Regions from separate parts of the Homo sapiens genome. Here region 1 is linked to region 2. The links are chromatin loops, found by intact Hi-C in ENCODE. Cell type or tissue: transverse colon. All regions are shown on one strand. Each heading gives the region's core, and the rest is flanking DNA. Links, peaks and the distances in the headings are about the cores only. Region 1 overlaps RGL3 (ral guanine nucleotide dissociation stimulator like 3). Region 2 overlaps SMARCA4 (SWI/SNF related BAF chromatin remodeling complex subunit ATPase 4).

What was found. Hi-C counts contacts between places; a loop is a spot of excess contacts. Peaks named below come from ENCODE experiments on the same cell type or tissue, not always from the same donor. Only the 100,000 strongest peaks of a DNase experiment are listed, where the experiment ranks them.
Region 1: a loop joins it to region 2, with 3 times the contacts of the local background. A loop is called at or near these places in 1 of 110 quality-filtered maps.

The regions. Positions count from the first base shown.
Region 1 is chr19:11,389,880-11,399,871 of GRCh38, forward strand. It overlaps RGL3 (ral guanine nucleotide dissociation stimulator like 3), which reads right to left. Exons shown (of 19, transcript NM_001035223.4): 16 at 9,976-9,992; 17 at 7,566-7,718; 18 at 7,365-7,479; 19 at 4,181-4,641. The coding sequence ends at 4,523. Among named protein-coding and RNA genes, the nearest start is that of EPOR, 11 kb to the left of the region's middle. In transverse colon, for the core only: no CTCF peak of the experiment used is centred there; no DNase peak of the experiment used is centred there.
Region 2 is chr19:11,039,744-11,052,487 of GRCh38, forward strand. It overlaps SMARCA4 (SWI/SNF related BAF chromatin remodeling complex subunit ATPase 4), which reads left to right. Exons shown (of 35, transcript NM_003072.5): 30 at 1,564-1,817. Among named protein-coding and RNA genes, the nearest start is that of LDLR, 43 kb to the right of the region's middle. RefSeq lists enhancers at 6,607-6,656, 9,254-9,303, 9,394-9,683. In transverse colon, for the core only: no CTCF peak of the experiment used is centred there; a DNase peak (open chromatin) is centred at 2,685.

The DNA.
Region 1 (9,992 bases), core at 3,044-7,043, 350 kb after region 2:
TCTTAAGGTCTTAATACTCACAGAAGACCAAAATTTAAAAAAAGCCTGTAAAGGAGCGGCAAGGCACAGTGGCTCACACCTGTAATCCCAGCATTTTGGGAGGCCAAGGCAGGTGGATCATCAGGCCAGGAGTTCGAGACCAGCCTGACCAAAATGGTGAAACCCCGTCTCTACTAAAAATACAAAAATTAGCCAGGCGTGGTGACACACGCCTGTTATCCTACCTACTCAAGAGGCTGAGACAGGAGAATCGCTTGAACTGGGGAGGCGGAAGTTGCAGTAAGCCAAGTTCTCGCCATTGCACTCCAGCCTGGGCGACAAAGCAAGACTCTGTCTCAAAAAAAAAAAAAAAAAAAAGCATGTTGTGTGCTAGTAATTGGTCTTTCATCAGACCTTATATGATACTTAAATTTCTGTATCTCTACTCCCAACCCACATAATTCCTGGGCATTCCTCATTATTGCTCCAGGGATAATGTTTGAAAACCTAGTGATTATTTTTTGCCCATTCACCAGAACTCCCCCTTCTCCTCATAACAGCCCCCACATTTAATGTCCACTTATGGACTCTCCCAGGCTCCACCCCTGTGATTCAAAGTTTCTGTGCCAGCTCAAAGGGTGGGCGCAGGACCCAGGCCTGGCTAATCAGCACATCTCATTCCCCTGAACACAGTGATTGGTTTAGAGGTGGACACATGACACAAATTGGCCCAATGGGCGCCTGCTCTGGGACTTTTTGCTGGAGCTGATGGGAAGGAGGGGCTCTGCTTGCATGGGATGGGGGAGCTGTTGGGATATAAGCCTATGCCTCCACAAGGTATGAGCCTGCCTTGGAGTAGAGCTATATATATATATATGTGTGTGTATTTTTTTTTTTTTTTTTTTTTTTGTAGAGACGGAGTCTTGCTCTGTCTCCCAGGCTGGAGTGCAGTGGAGCGATCTCGGCTCACTGCAACCTCCGCCTTCCAGGTTCAAGCAATTCTCTCGCCTCAGCCTCCCAAGTAGCTGGGATTACAGGTGCATGCCACCACACCCAGCTATGAGTACAGCTATATTAAATAAAATATTATTTGGGCTACTGTAACAGCAACTCAAATAATAGTGGCTTAAGTAAGATAAAAATTTATTTCTCTTTTATGTAACACTCCAAGTATCAACAGTCCAATATGGTAGCTCCCTGGTCTCATAGGCCCAGGCTCCTTCTAGCTTGTTGCTCAGCTATTCAGACAGTGTGAACCACCTAATCCAAAATGATCCACTCCACGTCTTCATTCCCACCAGCAGGAGGGAGGAAAGGGGGAAAAGAAGGACACACCGCTTCCCTTTAAGGGCAGGTTCTGAAATTTGTTCACATCCTTTCCCTTTATATCTTATTGGCCAAGACTTAGCCAGTGGCCAGATATGACCACACCTTGCTGCAGAGGAGGTGGGAAATATGGCTTTTACTTTGGGAGGCCAGCTAAAAATCAGTGGTTCCATTACCATAGAAGAAGGTGATTAAATTTGAGGGGACAATGGACTATCTCATTCTCAGAGCAAATCAGAGCAAAGAGACAGCAAGAAAACCCTGATGACATCTTATGAGTGCCTGGATGCAACTGTGCCTGAAGCCCTACTCATTGGACATTTCAACTGCATAAGCCACAAATGTCCTTTTTTGCACATGCCTCTTTGAATTGGGTTTTTGGTCGCTTGCAACAGAAAGAACTCGATTAGTGCAATGAGATGTAAAGACCATAGCTGATGTTCTCTGCTGAGTAGGAGCTCATAAGTGGGCATATTATTGTGGTTGTGACTATGTAGCAGTTCGCCCTACAGCTCATTTCATCCTCTCTATTGTACTCCAACGCTGACAGAGAGCTCACGCCTCTCTTTTCATCCTCACAATCCTTTTCTTTTTCTTTTTTTTTTTTTTCCAGACAGAATTTTGCTCTTGTTGCCCAGGCCGGAGTGCAGTGGAGCGATCTCGACTCACTGCAACCTCTGCCTGCCTGGTTCAGGTGATTATCCTGCCTCAGCCTACCGAGTAGCTGGGATTACAAGAGCCTGCCACCATGCCCGGCTAATTTTTTGTATATTTAGTAGAGAAGGGGTTTCACCATGTTGGCCAGGCTGGTTTTGGAATCCTGGCCTCAAGCAATCCACCCGTCTTGCCCCCCCAAAGTGCTAGAGCCACTGTGCCCAGCATTTTTTTTTTTTTTTTTGAGATACAGTCTCACTTTGTCACGCAGGCTGGAGTGCAATGGCATGATCTCGGTTCACTGCAACCTCCACCTTCTGGATTCAAGCAATTCTCCTGCCTCAGCCTCCTGAGTAACTGGGATTACAGGCACCCACCACCATGCCCAGCTAATTTTTATATTTTTTAGTAGGGACAGGGTTTTACCATGTTGGCCAGGCTGACCTTGAACTCCTGACCTCAAGTGATCCGCCCACCTCAGCCTCCCAAAATGATGGGATTACAGGTGTGAGCACTGCGCCTGGCCCTTTTTTTTGCTTTTTGAAACAGGATCTCGCTCTGTCACCCAGGCTGGAGTGCAGTAATCTCGGCTCACTGCAACCTCCACCTCTTGGGCTCAAGTGATCCTCGTGCTTCAGCCTCCAGAGTAGCTGAGACTACAGGTGCAGGACACCAAACCTGGCTAAATTTTATTTTATTTTTTGAGATGGAGTCTCCCTCTGTCGCCCAGACTGGAGTGCAGTGGTGCGATCTCGGCTCGCTGCAAGCTCCGCCTCCTGGGTTCACGCCATTCTCCTGCCTCAGCCTCCCGAGTAGCTGGGACTACAGGCGCCCGCCACCACGCCCGGCTAATTTTTTTGCATTTTTAGTAGAGACGGGGTTTCACCTAGCCAGGATGGTCTCGATCTCCTGACCTCATGATCCGCCTGCCTCAGCCTCCCAAGTGCTGGGATTACAGGCGTGAGCCACCGCGCCTGGCCAATCTTTGTATTTTTTTGTAGAAATGGGGTCTCACTATGTTGCCCAGGCTGGTCTCAAACTCCTGGGCTCAAAATCCTTCCACCTTAGCCTCCCAAAGTGCTGGGATTACAGATGTGAGCCACCACACCCAACCTCTTTTTCTCTTCTTTGCACAGATGGGTTATCTGTGACAGGAAGAGGAAGAAGGTGAGGGCAAGTGAAAGGGCCCATCCTCACAGCCCTTATTGACTCATGGGTAATGATGCTATTTGTTTCTAATTCTGATGGAATTTCAGTTAGTCACTCTCCCATATATACAGTAGAAAAGAGGCATATCACCCCAAAAATGTTGGGGAAGGAAGTCCTAAACCCTCTTTGTGTGATAGGATCCTTTATTTATTTATTTAGTGAGATGTGATCTCACTGTATTGCCCAGGCTGCTCTCGGACTCCTGAACTTAAGCAATCCTCTTACCTCAGCCTCCCAAAGTACTGGGATTACCCTCCTGAGCCACTGTGTCCGGCCAGACAGGATCCTCTCTGGCATCTGGGTTGAGTGTCATACCCGACTCAACACCTTTCTTAGGGCTCTTAGTTTTTTTGTTTTTGAGACAGGATCTCCCTCTGTCCTCCAGGTTGGAGTGCAGGGGCCCAGTCACTGCTCACTGCAGCTTCAACCTCCCAGGGCTCTGGTGATTCTCCCAGCTCAGCCTCCCAAGTAGGTAGGATTACAGTCTCATATCACCACACTCAGAAAATTTTTTGTTTGTTCATTTGTTTGTTTGTTTGTTTTTGAGATAGGGTCTTGCTCTGTCACCCAGGCTGGAGTACAGTGGTGTGATTTCCACTCACTGCAACCTCCACCTTCCGGGTTCAAGCAATTCTCCTGCCTCAGCCTCCCCAGTAGCTGGGATTACAGGTGCATGACACCACGCCCGGCTAATTTTTTGTACTTTTAGAAGATGGGGTTTTGCCATGTCGGCCAGGCTGGTCTCGAACTCCTGACCTCAGGCGATCTGCCTGCCTTGGCCTCCCAAAACGCTGGGATTACAGGCGTGAGTCACCACGCCCAGCCAAATTTTTGTATTTTTTGTAGAGACAGGATCTCGTTATGTTGCCCGGGCTGGTCTTGGCTCTTAGGTTTCTCTCTCTCTGTGTGTTTGTGTGTGTGTGTGTGGGTGTGTGTGTGGTAGCTGTTTTCCTTTATCTTGATAAAGGGTGAACATGGCACACAGGCGCAAAATAAACAAGACTGACACCTGTTTCATAACTCTGGTCACTATTTTCATCCGCATCTGTCACTTCTGATGCGTCTCTAACATTTATAAGATTTCTCTGGGGAGGGATTTGACGTATCCATGCCCCACCTCTTTCTACATTTATGGGATTGAGCTCTCCACCAGCCACCCATGGGCTGATGTCTTTGGAATATGGATCTAGTACCAACAGAGTCAGAAAAAGAGATGGGGTCCAATGGGCTACAGTTGGGTGGTGGTCCTGGGATACACAGCACAGTGGCCTCTACTGGGGGATGGCAGCTTTCCAGGAGAAGAGTCGCAAGCTTGCCTGTGGGACTTGTGTCTTGTGGAGAGGACAGGGCTGCCTCAGCTTGGGGAGACAGACAGAGTGTTCCGGGTCCCCTCTTTCCGCCGCAGCATGAAGTCTCTGGGGGCGACTGGACTCATGGCATAGAAGACGTTGGCATTGTCAGGAATCAGGAGCACTGGTCAGGAGTGGAGATGGTGGTAATAGGCCCTCACAACCTTGTGTCACCCCCACAGAGGACCCGGGAGCCTCCTGCCACTCACCCGCGAACCTGAACAGCCATGGGTCCCTCTGCAGCTACTGCCAAGCCAAGCTCATTCTGCTGTCACTGGGAACCTGGACGACTTCTCACTTGAAAACTTGCACCACCTCATGCCTTCCCTTATCATAAGCCTGGGCAACCTCCTAATATTCTCCCCCTCACCATAGAGACAAGGCAACCTGCAGTAAAAGTTTGAGCAAACTGGCCGGGCGCGATGCCTCGTGCCTGTAATCCCAGCGCTTTGGGAGGCCGAAGTGGGTGGATCACTTGAGGTCAGGAATTCGAGACCAGTCTGGCCAACATGGTGAAACCCCGTCTCTACTAAAAATACCAAAAAAATGAGCTAGGCATGGTGGCACATGCCTGTAATCCCAGCTACTCGGAAGGCTGAGGCAGGAGAATCTCTTGAACCCAGGAGGTGGATGTTGCGGTGAGCCGAGATCCTGCCATTGCACTCCAGCCTGGGCAACAGCACGAGACTCCATCTCAAAAAAAAAAAAACAAAAACAAACAAAACCGACAACCTGCAGTAAAAGTTTGGGCAAACTTAGACCACCCTAGACCACCCCCCGCCAAACAACTTCCTGCTCACCCTACCCCTCCCCCACAACCACTCCCAGCCAATCCCATGCTGCTGTCACCATGAACTTGAATAACTTCCCACTTCCAGCCTGCACGAGCTTGTGGCCTCACACTCAACACCTGAACAACCACAAGCATCCTTTCCTAATATCCAGCCAACCTCATGCCATGTACTTCAGCGTGAATACGCTCAATCCCTTGCTTCTCCCTGTCAGACAGGACAATCTCATGCTTCCGCGGCTATCCATTTGCCTCTCTCCCGTCCCAAGTTCAGATAACTTCAGGGTCCCAGTGGTGAACAAACTTAGTTCTCACAAATCTAAGCCCAGATGCCCTTTAGTCTCCCATCCCATCAGGTTGAGCCTGAACAATCTCATGATGCTACAAACTTAAGATCAGACAAACTTCTACACTCCCTTCTCTCACTCGACCCTAGACAATCTATTTTTTCTTTTTTTTTGAGACGGAGTCTCACTCTGTCGCCAGGCTGGAGTGCAGTGGCGCAATCTTGGCTCACTGCAACCTTCACCTCCTGGGTTCAAGTGATTCTTCTGCCTCAGCCTCCTGAGTAGCTGGGACTATAGGCGCCTGCCACCATGCCTGGCTAATTTTTTGTATTTTTAGTAGAGACGAGGCTTCACCATGTTGGCCAGGATGGTCTCGATCTCTTGACTTCGTGATCCACCCGCCTCGGCCTCCCAAAGTGCTGGGATTACAGGCGTGAGCCACCATGCCCGGCCCCCTTTTTTTTTTTTAATTGAGACAGGGTCTTGCTCTGTCACCCAGGCTGGAGTGCAGTGGCGTGATCTCAGCTCGCTGCAGCCTCCACCTCCTAGGCTCAAGTGATCCTCCCACCTCAGCCTCCCCAGTAGTTGGAGTTGGGAATACAGGCACATGCCACCATGCTCAGCTAATCTCTCTCTCTCTCTCTCTCTCTCTCTCTCTCTCTCTATATATATATATATATATATATTTTTTTTTTTTTTTTTTTTTTTTTTTTGAGACAGAGTCTTGCTCAGTCGCCAGGCTGGAGTGCAGTGGTGCGATCTCGGCTCACTGCAACCTCCGCCTCCTGGGTTCAAGCGATTCTTCTGCCTCAGCCTCCCGAGTAGCTGAGACTACAGGCATGTGCCACCATGCCCAGCTAATTTTTTTGTATTTTTAGTAGAGACGGGGCTTCACCATGTTGGCCAGGCTGGTCTCGAACTCCTGACCTCAAGTGATCCACCCGCTTTGGCCTCCCAAAGTGCCGGGATTACAGGCGTTGAGCCACCGCACCCAGCCAATTTCTCTATTTTTTGTATAGATGGGGTCTCCTCATGTTGCCCAGGCTGGTCTCAAACTCCTGAGCTCAGACAATCCACCCACCTTGACCTCCCAAAGTGCTGGGATTACAGTTGTGAGCCACCATGCCCAGCCCATCCTACAAATTGAAGGTCAGAAACACTCCCTTCTGTCACTTGTCCGTGGACAGTCTTTTTTTTTTTTTTTTTTTTTAAACAGAGTCTCGCTCTGCTGCCCAGGCTGAAGTGCAGTGGTATGATCTCGGCTCACTGCAACCTCCGCCTCCCAGATTCAAGCAATTATTCTCCTGCCTCAGCCTCCTGAGTAGCTGGGACTACAGGAGTGTGCCACCACACCCGACTAATTTTTGTATGTTTCGTAGAGACGGGGTTTCACCACGTTGGTCAGCCTGGTCTCAAACTCCTGACCTCAAGTGATCCGCCCAGCTTGACCTCCCAAAGTGCTGGGATTACAGACATGAGCCACTGCGCCTGGCCGGACCCTGGACAATCTTATTGTCTTTTAAATTTTAGGAAGATGACCTTTGGTACCTCTCTCTCACACTGAGCCAAGACAATCTCATGACCCTACATCGTTGGGTTACAGGTATTTTATGTCCTCTTACCTCCACTGATTATCTTACCCCTACTCTCTGCCTGAAGCACCTCACAGCCCTGTGAACCCGGGTAACCTTGGGCTCCATCCTTGGGCGTGGTCAGTCTGCTCGCCTCCCCGCTGCCCCCTATCCTGAGCTCCAACCCATCCCTGCTCACCCCGGTCCCCAGGAAGGACTTGAAAGAGCTGATAGTCACAGGCCCAGGGCTGGGGCACATTGTGCTTCTGCAAGGCTCGCCGGACCACGCTGGGGGCTTTGTCCTGACTGGTCAGCTGGAAGAGAGGGGCGGGAGGTGAGGTGAGGGCCCCGGCCCCAAGGGCAGGGCAGCCTCCAGCAGACCCCCAGCCCAGCCCCTCACCAAGATGCTTCGATACAGGTTCCCGTGGTCATTGTCGATGCTGACGCGGATGACACGGGCCTCCGAGCTCTGCTGCGCCGGGAGGGGGATTCGAGGGCTGCCCAGAGGCAAAGCGAAGGGCCGGGGGCTGGGCAGGTCCAGGCTCAGGGGCAGCTGCAGGCAGTAAGGGGTGGAGGCTACAGCTTGGCCCATCTGCAGATGCTGAGGGCTAGAAAAGCACGAACACCCCAGCCACCACTGGTGCATTCAATAGCCCCACATTTAAAATCTCAAGAAAACATTGGCTGGGCGCAGTGGCTCATGCCTGTAATCTCAGCATTTTGGGAGGCCGAGGTGGGCGGATCACTTGAGGTCGGGAGTTCAAGACCAGCCTGGCCAACGTGGTGAAACTCCGTCTCTACTAAAAATACAAAAATTAGCAGGGCCTGGTGGCGCATGCCTGTAATCCCAGCTACTTGGGAGGCCGAGGCAGGAGAATCACTTGAACTTGAGAGGCAGAGGTTGCAGTGAGCCAAGATCACGCTACTGCACTCCAGCCTGCGTGACAGAGCAAGACTCCATCTCAAAAATAAATAAATAAATAATAAAATAAAATAAAATCTCAAGAAAACATACTACTACCCCCTACACATGCAGAGCCTGGGACATGCAACTGGAGTACATTCACAAGCCTGCATATACACCACCCTACCATATACAGACTTTGGTTACCTGTTATAGAAACAGACATGAACAGTGTCCATATACACACAACCCATGCTCATACACAAGAAATCCTGTGTACATACATATGCTGACAGCGGTTATACACCCACAGCCCATGCCAATGAACAACCCCACACATGATCTCATGAATACTCAGGCCCACATTTCCTCTTCTGGTACACAGATTCTTTTCTTTTTCTTTTCTTTTTTTTTTGAGACAGAGTCTTGCTCTGTCACCCAGGCTGGAATGCAGTGGTGCCATCTCAGCTCACTGCAACCTCTGCCTCCCAGGTTCAAGCAATTCTCATGCCTCACCCTCCCAAGTAGCTGGGATTACAGGCCTGTGCCACTATGCCCAGCTAATGTTTTTATTTTTAGTAGAGACGGGGTTTCACCATGTTGGCTAGGCTGGTCTCAAATTCCTGGCCTCAAGTGATCCACTGGCCTCGGCCTCCCAAAGTGCTGGGATTACAGGCATGAGCTACCATGCCCAGCCTTCATTTCCTTCATTTCCTTTTCTTTTTTTGTTTTTCTTTTAGAGGGAGCCTCGCTCTGTCACCAGGCTGGATGGAGTGCAGTGGCACCATCTCAGCTCACTGCAACCTCCGTCTCCTGGGTTCAAGTGATTCTCCTGCCTCAGCCTCCCAAGTAGCTGGGACTACAGGTGTGCGCGACCATACCCAGCTAATTTTTCTATTTTCAGTAGAGACAGGGTTTCACCACGTTGGCCAGGATGGTCTCGATCTCTTGACCTCGTGATCCGCCCACCTCGGCCTCCCAGAGTGCTGGGATTACAGGCGTGAGCCACCGTGCCCAGTCTCTTTTTCTTCATAAACAGGATCTCGCTCTATCATGCAGGCTAGAGTGCCGTGGCATGATCGTAGCTCACTGCAGCCTCAAACTCAAGCGATCCTTCCACCTCAGCCTGCTGAGTAGCTGGGACTACACCCAGCTAATTTTTTTGACTTTTAATAGAAATAGGGTCTCACTATGTTGCCCAGGCTGGTCTTGAACTCCCGGCCTCAAGCAATCCTCCCACTTTGGCTTCCCAAAGTGCCGGGATCACAGGCAATAGCCACCGTGTCTGCCATGGTATGCAGATTCTTAGGGACATACATGTCCTCAAAAAAGTGTAGGCTGGGTGCGGTGGCTCACACCTGTAATCCCAGCACTTTGGGAGGCCGAGGTGAGTGCATTGTTTGAGCTCAGGAGTTCGAAACCCACCTGGGCAACATGGCGAAACCTCATCTCTACTAAATAAAAAAAATAGCAGGGCATGGTGGTGCACACCTGTGGTCCTAGCTACTTGGGAGGCTGAGGTGGAAGGATTGCTTGAGCCTGGGGGAGGGGTGGAAGTTGCGGTGAGCTGAGATTGCACCGCTGCACTTCAGCCTGGGTGACAGAGCAAGAAGACCCTGTTTCAAATAAAAAGGGGTGTGATGTGATTGCACCCTAGATGACCCATGGGCAAGCAGTTACACAGGTCCAAATCTGAGCACGAGTCGGATTTATGAGTGATCACCCAAACAGGGCCGTGCAGATGCATGCAATCCCCTGGATGGATACCCCGGGCGCTCAGTGTGCCTCCTGTATACACTCCTGGCCCCACAATCCTGTGTGTACACATGTGCATGCACACACACGTGCACACACACAGAGCCTGGGTGCCCGCAGGCCCGCATGCACACACAAGCCGTCTTGGTACCTTGGTGCTGGGGCCCT
Region 2 (12,744 bases), core at 266-4,265:
TTAAAGTCCAACCAGGGCAATGTAGCAAGACCACATGTCTAAGAAAATTTAAAAATCGGCTGGGCGCGGTGGCTCACGCCTGTAATCCCAGCACTTTGAGAGGCCGACATGGGTGGATCACGAGGTTAAGAGATTAAGACCATCCTGGCCAACATGGTAAAACCCTGTCTCTACTAAAAATACCAAAATTAGCTGGACGTGGTGGTGGGCGCCTGTAGTCCCAGCTACTCAGGAGGGTGAGGGAGGAGAATCGCTTGAACCAGGAAGGTGGAGGTTGCAGTGAGCTGAGATTGCACCACTGCACTCCAGCCTGGTGACAGAGCGAGACTGCGTCTCAACAACAACAAAAAAGAAAATTTAAAAATAATTTTTCATACAAAAATTAGCCAGGTGTGGTGGCACGTACCTGTAATCCCAGGTACTTGGGAGGCTGAAGCAGGAGAATTGCTTGAACCCAGGAGGCGGAGGTTGCAGTGAGCCGAGATTGCACCACTGCACTCCAACCTCGGTGACAAGAGCGAAACTCCGTCTCAAAAATATAAAAATAATTTTTAAAATGTCTTAAAAAGGCCGGGTGTGGTGGCTCACACCTGTAATCCCAGCACTTTGGGAGGCCGAGGCGGGCAGATCACAAGGTCAAGAGTTTGAGACCATCCTGACCAACATGGTGAAACCCTGTCTCTACTAAAAATACAAAAATTAGCTAGGCGTGGTGGTTTGCGCCTGTAATCCCAGCTACTCAGGAGGCTGAGGCAGGAGAGTTGCTTGAACCCAGGAGGCGGAGGTTGCAGTGAGCCAAGATCATGCCACTGCACTCCAGCCTGGTGACAGAGTGAGACTCCGTCTCCAAAAAAAAAAAAAAAAAAATCTTAAAAAGAAGAAATAGATGGAGGCCAGGCCCAGTGGCTTATATCTGTAATCCTAGCACTTTGGGAGGCTAAGATGGGAGCACTGCTTGAGACCAGGAGTTCAAGACCAGCCTGGGCAATATTATGAGACCCCGTATCTACAAAAAATTTTTTTAATTAGCTGAGTGTGGTGACACGTGCCTGTAGTCCCAGCTACTTAGGAGGCTGAGGTGGGAGGATCTCTTGAGCCCTGGGAGTTCAAGACTGCAGTGAGCTATGATGGTGCCACTGCACTCCAGCCTGGGCAACAGGTCGAGACCCTGTCTCTAAAAATAAATAAGTAAATAAAAGAAATAGATGGGGAGAGTGTGGAACAGAGGTGTCAACATCACCTCCGGGTGAAGGGATTTCAGGAGCACGTTCTTTTCTGTACAGAGAAGATAGTTCTTTTTTTTTGGTCAAGAAATTCAACCATTAGTTTTTTAAAGACAAGCTTGGGTGGGGTGCCTGCTGGGGGCAGTGCTGGTCTTTCACTGCAGCCCAGGCACCCCTTGAGAGTCCCAGTGTGTGTTATGCCCCGAGCCAGTCAAGCTGAAGGGAGAGCGGGTGCGGGGGCCCTCCTCCGTGTCCCAGCCCGGCCCCTGGGATTGCGTCGCGGCCTCTGCTTGTCGACCTGGGTGCTGGCTGTCCTATTTTACTACTATTGACCCTGAAGGCCATCGAGGAGGGCACGCTGGAGGAGATCGAAGAGGAGGTCCGGCAGAAGAAATCATCACGGAAGCGCAAGCGAGACAGCGACGCCGGCTCCTCCACCCCGACCACCAGCACCCGCAGCCGCGACAAGGACGACGAGAGCAAGAAGCAGAAGAAGCGCGGGCGGCCGCCTGCCGAGAAACTCTCCCCTAACCCACCCAACCTCACCAAGAAGATGAAGAAGATTGTGGATGCCGTGATCAAGTACAAGGACAGGTAAGCGAGGAGGCGGGGAGGGCGGGGGCTGTAGGGGTCCCCGTGGGAGCAGGCCTGGCATCTGCACTCTGACTCTGCACACTCAGGCTTGGGCCGCTCACTCTTTCACTCATCCACAAACACTGACTGAATCTCTGTGTCTTTGAGCCTGGCCCTGAGGAACATGCTTTCTGGAACAGGGAAGCACACATGTATCTGCGGTGATGAGAGGGAATGTCACATGTGGTCGAGAGGAGAGGCAGGGGTGCGGGTCTCGGAGAAGGGGACATTGCAGCAGAGCCTTGAGAGAGGGGAGGTTGGGGAGAGTGCACCAGCAGAGGCCACAGCAGGCGGAGAGGCTCTGCCAAAGTTGTGGCCTGGTGGCCTCAAGGGATGAGGTGGGATGAGGGGTTATATGGCAGTAATGGGTGCTGCCCGTGTGGCCAGGAGGTTGGGGACAAGAGGCTGGCATGTCTGGAGCAGAGAAAGTGGCAGCCCTCTCCTGTCCTTGCACCCTCCCAGGCTACCTGTGCCATCTCTGTGTTGGTGAGATGGTGGCCACACTCCTGCTCTCTGCCAGGCCCTGCTCCAAGCCTGGAGATCGCTGTCCTCACAGACATGTCCTATATACGAGGCAGCATGCGGTTCCAGCTGTGGCCACGGCCCAGCGGCGGATCATAACGTGTTGGTGGATCATGAGTGCCATTTATATGTTTTTCATTTACTAATATCCTTTTCCGTGAGCGACTCTATATGGGTACCATTTAAATAAGAAGAAAGGAATGTTCTCAGCAACTCCCCAGGGAGGCATGTGCACCTTCTGCCAGCCCAGGGCAGGTCACAGAGCTGGGCAGGAGCCAGCAAAGGTGTAAGGCCCATGCCTGGCCCAGGACTCACCCAGTCTTCCACTCTCCAAGGTCTTATTTCACTTCCTGGTACACACTGGCCAGTACGGCTGTCCCCGTAATGGGAGGGTTGTACTGTTTGATTTTAAATAACAGTTTGCTGTTAGTCATGAAGCAGAGCGTGGGGGAATTGTATCTGTTGGAGGGGAAAGTGAAGGGAGCCCACATGCATGGTTTGGAGAGAATCTTACCAAGTGTGAAGTTTTAGAGGATGGTAACAATTGGAGTGCCTAAATTAATGAGTCAAAATTACCGCGCAAGGCCAGCTGTGGTGGTCCACACCTGTCAGCCCAGCACTTTGAGAGGCTGAGGTGGGAGGATCACTTGAGGTCAGGAGTTTGAGACCAGCATGGACAACATGGTGAAAACCCATCTTTACTGAAAATAGGAAAACAATTACCTGGGCGTGGTGGCACGCTTTTTGGGAGGCTGAGACAGGAGAATCACTTGAACCCAGGAAGTGGAGGTTGCTGTGGACCAAGATTGCACCACTGCACTCCAGCCTTGGGTGACAGAGCAAGACGCCCACTCCAAAAACAAAATACTGCTTAAAAAGGTTCTTTTAGCCAGATGCGGTGGCTCATGCCTGTAATCCCAGCACTTTAGGAGGCCAAGGCGGGCGGATCACTTGAGGTCAGGAGTTTGAAACCAGCATGGCCAATATGGCGAAACCCCCTCTCTACTAAAACTACAAAAATTCGCCGAGCGTAGTGGTGCATGCCTGTAATCCCAGCTACTCGGGAGGCTGAGGTAGGAGAATCTTGAAGCTGGGAGGCGGAGGTTGCAGTGACCCAAGATCACATCAGTGCACTCCAGCCTGGGGGACAGAGTGAGACTCCGTCTCAAAAAGAGAAAAAAAGAAAGGTTCTTTTATTATTGGAAGAGAAACAGATGATGAAGGAAAGGAGACATATTCAAGTTCAATGCCAGATCTGAAAATGTCATGTGTTGTCAGTATTGAGAAAAAAATATATAGACTCTAATTCACAAACCTAACTCCAAGGCTAAGTCCTCAAAGAGGAAAGCAAGTGGAGGACTTAAGTTACTTAAAGTGCGGGATACAGCTGCGGGCAGTAGCACATGCCTGGGGTCCCCACTACTTGGGAGGCTGAGGTGGGAGGATCACTTGAGCACAGCAGGTCCAGGCTACAGTGAGCCATGATCACACAGCTGCACTCCATCCTGGGTGATGGAATGAGACCCTGTATCTTAAAAAAATGAAATAAATACAGAATACTTATTTAAAACATGGGCCAGGTATAGTGGCTCGTGTAATCCCAGCACTTTGGGAGGCTGAGGTGGGCGGATCACTTGAAGTTAGGAGTTTGAGACCAGTCTGGCCAACATGGCAAAACCCCATCTCTACAAAAAATACAAAAATAGAAATTAAACTGGCATGGTGATGCGTGCTTGAGCTCCCAGCTCGGGAGGCTGGGCACGAGAATCGCTTGAACCCAGAAGGCAGAGGGTGCAGTGAGCCAAGATTGCACCACTGCACTCCAGCCTGGGTGACAGAGTGAGACAATACCTGAAAAACAAAAAACAAAAACAAAAAAAGGGAATTCGCAGAAATCTAATGACAATGACAGACCCTCCCCATGTTTTATTTCTAATGATAATCTTGTGAGGGAAACTTAACATTACCAACCTAAAGAAGACCCTTGAAGCGCAGTGGGGAAAGCACGGGTGTCTCCATCACACTGGTCTCCTGGGTATCCACGTAGAGAGGATGAGCCTCGACCACCCCCACACACGCACACACCATGCACTTGGATCCACGTGACATGGACTGTGGATGTAAGAACGTGAAAGGTAAAACAAAATTCTAGAAGAAAGCACGGGAGAAAATCTTCATGAGTAGGCATCGATTTCTTCCACGGGAGCCAAAAGCCACTAATCACAAACAATTGAGAAATTAGACCTCACTGAAATTAATAACATCTGTTTATTAATGGACACGCTGATGGAGACAGTGAAAACTCCTCATAGATGAGGAAAAGACAACACAATTTAAAGCTGGACAAGAGCCGGGAACAGACGCCTCCTTACACAGGACATCCCAGGACTAATCAATGTGGGGAAAGGTGCTCACGTCATTGCATTAGCATCACAACTTCAAGAAAATGCTCGTTAAAACCAGAGTGACTTGCACCAGCACCCGCCCCAGAACGGCCGAATGCCCATCAGTGCTGGCAAGTCTGAAGCAGTCTGGCCTCACACCCTGCGTGTAGGAGTATGCAGCTCTTTGGCAATCTCTTCTGTTTTGCTTTGTTTGTTTTTAACCATCGAACTGCAGAAGATAATATTTTCTGAGGCTCAGCCTGTACATACCCTCTGACCCAGCAGCCTGCAGCCCTCGTTCTACCCAGGAGAGCTGAGTGCATCTGTCCACACCGACAGACGTGTCCATAGCCACTTTGGTCATAATCTCCCAAAACAAGAATCAGCCCAGTGTCCATCTACAGGGGCATGGATCAGTGGAGGCCTAATCGTACAGGGCCCCAAACAGCTGTGAAAACAGACATAGTACTGCTACCTGGAAGAAGCTTACATTTTGTTGAGTGAAAGAAGCCAGACACTAAAAAGGGCATACTGGCCGGGCACGGTGGCTCACGCCTGTAATCCCAGCACTTTGGGAGGCCGAGGCGGGCGGATCACGAGGTCAGGAGATTGAGACCATCCTGGCTAACATGGTGAAACACCGTCTCTACTAAAAATACAAAAAATTAGCCGGGTGTGGTGGTGGGCGCCTGTAGTCCCAGCTACTCGGGAGGCTGAGGCGGGAGAATGGCATGAACCCAGGAGGCGGAGCTTGCAGTGAGCCGAGACCGCGCCACGGCACTCCAGCCTGGGCGACAGAGCGGGACTCCGTCTAAAAAAAAAAAGAGGGCCTACTGTGTGCCTCCAGTTCTGTGAGGGTCAGAAGCTGATCCACAGTAATGGCTGCCAAGCAGTGCTTACCTTGAGAGAGGGAATAGCAGGAAAGCCACACGACGAGCCTTCTAGGATACTGGGGATATTCTCTCTATAGATCTGGATGTGTATATGATGTGTACATTCACCAAGGTGTACACATGAGATATGTACACTTCTCTGTATTCCATTACACCTTGGTTTTTGAAAAGACAGAAACAGCATGCTCAGCTTATTAAGAACCTGAATATTTTCAGACAAAAAGTATGTCTAGTGTTAGTCCACTTTTTTTTTTTTTTAGTTTTAGACTCACAGAGCCCTCTTAGGGTCATATTTAGTTGTATATCATCTGACAAAAGAGGGAATGGCTCACCCAGCTGCTACAGTCAGTCTTGTAGCCTTTGTAAGATTTGATGATAAATCATACAATAAATTAAAACTTTCGGCTGGGCACAGTGGCTCACGCCCATAATCCCAGCACTTTGGGAGGCCGAGGCGGAGGATCACTTGAGCCCAGGAGTTCAGATGAGCCTGGCCAACATAGTGAGACTCTGTCTCTATTTAAAAAAAAGAAGAAAAAAAAAGTCTGGGTGTGGTGGCTCACGCCTGTAATCCCAGCACTTTGGGAGGCTGAGGCGAGCGGATCACAAGGCCAGGAGATCAAGACCATGCTGGCTAACACAGTGAAACCCCGTCTCTACTAAAAATACAAAAAATTAGCCAGGCGTGGTGGCGGGCGCCTGTAGTCCCAGATACTCGAGAGGCTGAGGCAGGAGAATGGCGTGAACCCGGGAGGCAGAGCTTGCAGTGAGCCGAGATTGTGCCACTGCACTCCAGCCTGGGCGACAGAGCGAGACTCCGTCTCAAAAAAAAAAAAAAAACCCCAAATCTTAACTCTTACTGCTAAGTGACTGCTTTATCGAAACTGTTCTGTTTCGGGACATTTGATTCTGGTAGAGATTTTGAGACCTGCTTTGAAGAGGACACCAACATTTCAGTCACACAGCAATGCTCCTGTCTTACCTGGGATCCATGTGGGAGGATGCCTCAGTGGGGGATTTGATCTGTGTTTTCAATTTAACCTCACATCTTACTGGAATGGATGGATTCACAGACCTGGGGGTCGCCCATTGGACTGGGAGTAACTACGTTGGAATTACAAGTAGGACAACAAAGATGACTATTAAAGAAAGCCTCCTGAGTGCTGGAAGCACAGCAGGCGTGGGTCTGTCCACTCACTGTAATGTGATTTGCACAGGAAAACATCACATAGGGCACATCAACTCAGGAAAGATAGTCGTTGAAAAGCTACCTCAGCTGGGCGTAGTGGTCACGCCTGTAATCCCAGAACTTTGTAAGGCTGTGAGGCTTGTGGATCCCTTGAGACCAAGAGTACGAGACCAACCTGAGCAAAACAGGGAGACCCCGCCTATGCAAAAAATACAAAAATTAGCCAGGCGTGGTGGTGCACTCCTGTTGACTCAGCTATTCAGGAAGCTGAGGCAGAAGGACCACAAGAAGTCAAGGCCGCAGTGGGGTATAATCACATCACTGCACTCCACCATGGGTGACAGAGGTGAGACCCTGTTGCAAAAAAAAAAAAAAAAAAAGCAAAAGAAAAGCTGCCTCCATTTAGCAATAATTTCAAACATGATGTTTGGGTACAAAATTGGTGTACTTAATGGATATTTCTGATATTCTTAACTAAATTTGAAGCTGTGAGGGAAGACAAACTCAGGGTCCACAGGGTGGGAAAAGTCCACAAGATCACCCTCAAGTGCCGTCATTCTCTAGGACCCCGAGAGCCCTAGCGGTTGTTACGCTTGCAGTTATGATTTATTACAGTGCAAGGCTACAGATTAAAATCAACCAAGGCAAGAGATGTATGGGGCCTCTTGGGGGCCAAGGTGGGCGGATCACTTGAGGTGATCTGGACGGTTCCAGACACAGGGCTTTCCTTTGTCTCCTCCCTGTGGAGTTGAAGACAGCGCTGATGTTCCCGGTGACGTTGACACAGAGCACTGCCAACCAGAGAAGCCTCCGTGTCCAGAGGTTTTTTTTTTTTTTTGGAGATGCAGTCTCACTCTGTCACTCAGGCTGGAGTGCAGTGGCACTATCTTGGCTCACTGTAACCTCTGCCTCCTGGGTTGAAGTGATTCTTCTGCCTCAGCCTCCTGAGCAACTGGGATTACAGGCTCGCGCCACCACGCCTGGCTAATTTTTGTATTTTTTAGTAGAGATGGGGTTTCACCATGTTGGCCAGGCTGGTCTCGAACTCCCGACCTTAAGTGATCCGCCCGCCTCAGCCTCCCGAAGTGTTGGGATTACAGGCATGAGCCACCGTACCCACCCTGTGTCCAGCATTTTTACTGGGACTTGGTCACAAAGACACAGCTGGCTACCCACGTGGCTGACCTCCATCTCCAGCCCCTCTGCAGGTGAGCAGAAACTACATAGCCCAAAGCCCCAACCTAGGACTGGTCCCAGACCCCACGTAAACAAAGACAGCCATTAGGTGTGACATTCTAAGGACTCAGAGATCACCTCCCAGGAGCCCCAGGCAAAAGCCAGACCTCATTTGGGGCGAAGTTACATTCTTTTTTATTATTATTATTATTTGCCCATCATTGTCTAGAAGTTACATTCTGTATGACACATCTGTCAGATCCCTGGAAGCTTCCTCGCCACCGACTGCATGGCAGGTGGTGCTCATGTCACTCGGCCCTTCCTTGGCCCCACACAGCTGCACCAGGCTGAGAAGAGCTTGAATGGAATAAAGTCAGACACAGCTAACAGCTCACTTTTTTGTCTCCAACTTTGAATTGCTCCTTTCCAAGAAAAGAAAAAAAACTTCTTTTTGTTTAATTGGATTTTTTTTTTTATTTATTTTTTGAGGCAGAGTCTCACTCTGTCACCCAGGCTGGAGTGCCATGGCACAATCTCGGCTCCCTGCAACCTCCACCTTCCAGGTTGAAGTGATTCTCCTGCCTCAGCCTCCCAAGTAGCTGGGATTACAGGTGCACACCACCATCATGCCTGGCCGGAATTTTTGTTTTTTAGTTGGCTCTCCAGAACCCTCTAAGTAGTTCAGCTCTGCAATTGAGTTAAATGTGAAGCCTGAAAAGAGACTGGCATCTGTGTAGACCTGAGTTCTAACAATTCAAAGAGTGAACACGGGACGTTGTCCTCTGGATTCGGTGTCAGGAGCCTGCCTCGCCGAGCTGGAGAGTGTGCCCATGACTGCAGGTGGGAGCCACATGGTCCGTCTAGGTGGCGACACCTGAGGACAGAAGTGGTTTAGCTGGGCACCCGCTGCTGTGTTGGGGCCAGACCCTTTTGGAGAGGCAGGGACGCCCTTCCTGTCAGGTGGAATCTTTTCAAATATTGCTTTTGATCGTTGGAGATACTTGCAGCCCCCTAGTTCGTGTTTTATTCTGGCAGAATTGTGTTTGACGTGACCTCTGTGTTGACCTCATCATACGTGTACAGTTGTCTTGCCTGGGAATCTTATACTCTGTTCTTCTGCACTCAGATTCACAGCCATGAGGCCGCTCCTCCCAAGGCCCTGGAGTGTGGCACTGCCAGCTGTCACAGCCACGGTCCTTTACATTGTATACACAGAGTGCAGTGACATGCCCCTCCTGCTCAGGGGCCACAGTAGGAACAGGCTGGAGTGTTCTGTGGTACCATGCCGGCAGTGCTGGCTTCTGCTGTCCAGGGGCTTGTGGTGGCTCCAGTGGGAAGGGCCACGTAAGCAGAACAGGAAGTGTGAGCAGTGTCCACTGGGAGGAGAGGGACAAGTGTCCCAGGCAGAGAGGACACAGTGCATGCAGAGGCTGGAGGGAGGCTAGGGGCTTGAGTGGGGCTGCGCCAGCACCAGGGGCCTCACAGGGGCCCTGGGCCACACACCTGCCCTTAGCCAAGGGCGTTTCTCCTTGGTGGTTTGAAATCTCAAACCACATTGAGGAACCTGCCAGAAATCGAAACCAGAATTAAGAAATTAAGTTACATGTAGGAGATTTTACTTTAAAATCAGAACATGCAGAAACGTTCTCTGTGGCTTCGGGTCAGGTTCGGGCTTGTGGGGCTGTACACTGCCAGTTGATACCTTCTTCCCTGGGTTCTGTGTTTTTTTTTTTTTTTTTGAGACAGAGTCTTGCTCTGTAGCCCAGGCTGGAGTGCAGTGGCACAGTCTTGGCTCACTGCAACCTCTGCCTCCCTCCCTGGGTTCTTTATAGCAGTCAGCAGCTGGTGGCTGAGGCATTTGGGGCACTGTGTCCAAGTGTCAAGGCCGCATGTGTGTCAGGGGGCACACCCTTGGTGTGCTTGGTAAGGGCTCAGAGAAGGGCATCTGCTGGTCCATGTGGGCTCAGCCAGCAGCCTGCTAAAGACCACCCCGCCAGCCACCAGCCTGCCTGCGACAGTGATAGGGCAGAGATGCTGCTACAATAAAGACCATGCGGGCCAGGCGCAGGCGCTCACATCTGTAATCCCAGCACTTTGGGAGGCCAAGCCGGGCTGATCACTTGAGCTCAGAAGTTTGAGAACAGCTTGGCCAACGTGGCAAAAACCCCGTCTCTATTAAAATACAAAAATTAGCCAGGCATGGTGGCACTCGCCTGTAATCCCAGCTACTTGGGAGGCTGAGGCAGGAGAATCGCTTGAACCCAGGAGGAGGTTTCGGTGAGCCAAGATTGCACCACTGCACTCCAGCCTGGGTGACAGTGAGACTACGTCTCAAAAAAAAAGACTGTGCTAGACGGTGGTGTTGAACTTGAACTTGATGCTTGTGCTGAGGTCAGGAGACACGTGCACAGCTTCAGGGCTAGAGGGGCACAATGGCTGCAGACTATGCTCGGGCAGCTCGGAAAGACGGTGACGGGTCCAGGCTGCCGCAGCTAAGCCTCACAAGAGCTCTGGCCCCACCAGGCGGGCCCTCTGGGTTCCATTCCCACTCCCCACTGCCTGGAGGCAGCAGCCCTGTGGTTACTGTAGGAGGGACCTGAATGCAGTGAAGATCTGCACTCCACACCTGTCTCTGTGCCTCAGTCTCCACGTCTGCAGCACAGGGGCCTGACTGAAATAACGTGGCCAGGCACACAGCCCAGACGCCAGCACTGTGTGCACTGTGGGAGGGGACGATGGTCCCTAGCCCAGGGCCTGAGCTGCTGCCTTGCCAATTCGTGGTGACAGCTTTGGCCTGGGTCTGGCAGGGGCTGGCTGCTACTGCTGAAGGCCTGTCTGCACTGTTTCCCTGCCTTTCCACAAGCACTGTCCCTCCTGGCTCTTCAGAGTTGAGTGGTTATACCTTGTGCAAGAAAAACAATGAAACAGATTGTCTGAATGTTTCAGACCTGCCTGAAACATTCTGCAGGAGAGGTCATCCCAAGGCTTGAAAGTGTTTGTCACACTCCTTCAAGCCCCCAGGGCAGGGCCCCTGAGGGAAGGGTGCAGGTGGAGGGTGGGCAGGAGTGGGAGCCATTCCTTGGGGACAGGGGGGCTCCTCAGGGCTGTCTGGCCCTTGGCCTGTGGTTCCAGGTCTATGGTCTGCTTGGCACATAGCCTGGACCCTGGTGCTGTGCAGGCACTGGCTGGATGAGGGCACCGAGCAGATGAGCCCCAGGCATGCCCACTTATGGGCATAGGCTGGGTGCAGGGCACTGGGTCCAACATAACCATGGCAGAGGGCTCAGGGGGCCTAAAAGTCATGGATGGAGTTGCCCACGCAGCCTGCGGTCAGGTTCCCTGTGGAGCCGTGCTGGGGTTCTGCGCCTGCCCCAGGATTTGCTGGAAGAAGCTCCCCCTCCTCTGTTTGTGAGTCGGGCCCTACCCCCAAGTCTCCCCCTCAGTGATAGAGACCTTTACATAACACAAATAAACAAGGCAACTGGTTTAGAAGAATGAGTCTGAAAACTAGAATGGCGTGTTTAAGGAAAGCTTAGGACAGGACAATTAGAGACAGAGGTGCAGGTGTGTGGAGTTGGCAGCAGGAGGCCTGGGGGAGCCGCTCGTGCCTTTCCCTCCTGCCCTGGCCTCCCTTGGAACTCGGAGCAGCCCCCTGCCTTGAGGAGGCCCTTCCTTTCAGTGAGCCTGTGCCGCAGTCGTCCGAGGGAACACAGTGGGGACATATTTCCTTTTTTTTTTTTTTTTTTGAGACAGAGTCTCACTCTGTCGCCAGGCTGGAGTGCAGTAGCCTGATCTCAGCTCACTGCAAATTCTGCCTCCTGGGTTCAAGCAATTCTCCTGTTTCAGCCTCCCGAGTAGCTGGGACTACAGGCATGCACCACCACGCCCAGCTAATTTTTGTATTTTTAGTAGAGATGGGGTTTAACCACGTTGGCTAGGATGGTCTCGATCTCTTGACCTCATGATCCGCCAGCCTCGGCCTCCCAAAGTGCTGGGATTACAGGAGTGAGCCACCATGTCCGGCCGGAAATGTTTATTAAAATAGCAGATGAGGCCGGGTGCTGTGACTCAGGCCTGTAATCCCAGCACTTTGGGAGGCTGAGGCGGGTGGATCACGAGGTCAGGAGTTCAAGACCAGCCTGACCAAGATGGTGAAACCCATCTCTACTAAAAGTACAAAAATTAGCCGAGCGTAGTGAGACTTGCCTATAATCCCAGTTACGAGGGAGGCTGAGGCAGGAGAATCGCTTGAACCCAGGAGGCAGAGGTTGCAGTGAGCCGAGATTGTGCCACTGCACTCCAGCCTGGGCAACAGAGCGAGACTCCGTCTCAAAAATAAATAAATAAAAATAGATGATCATAGACAGGAGGGATGAAGTAGAAGATTCAAAGCAGCTTAAAAAAAGGAAGTAAAAAAGAAATAAGGTCAGGAGACAAGATTGAGTGACTGTGAAACATCAACAATAGGCAGATTTAAAATAAAGTCAGGAAATAGCTAGATCAAAGAATAGAAAGGTGAACCAGGTGTGATATCCACCTGTAGTCCCAGCTTCTTGGGAGGCCAACGCGGGAAAATCACGTGAGCCCAGGAGTTGGAGGCACCGCTGCACTCAAGCCTGGGTGACACAGTGAGACCCTGTCTCAAAAAGCAGCAGGAAGAGAGGCTGGCATGTGGGGCTCCAGGGGGTGTGAAGGAGGGTCCACACCCTCCTTCCTCCACCTGG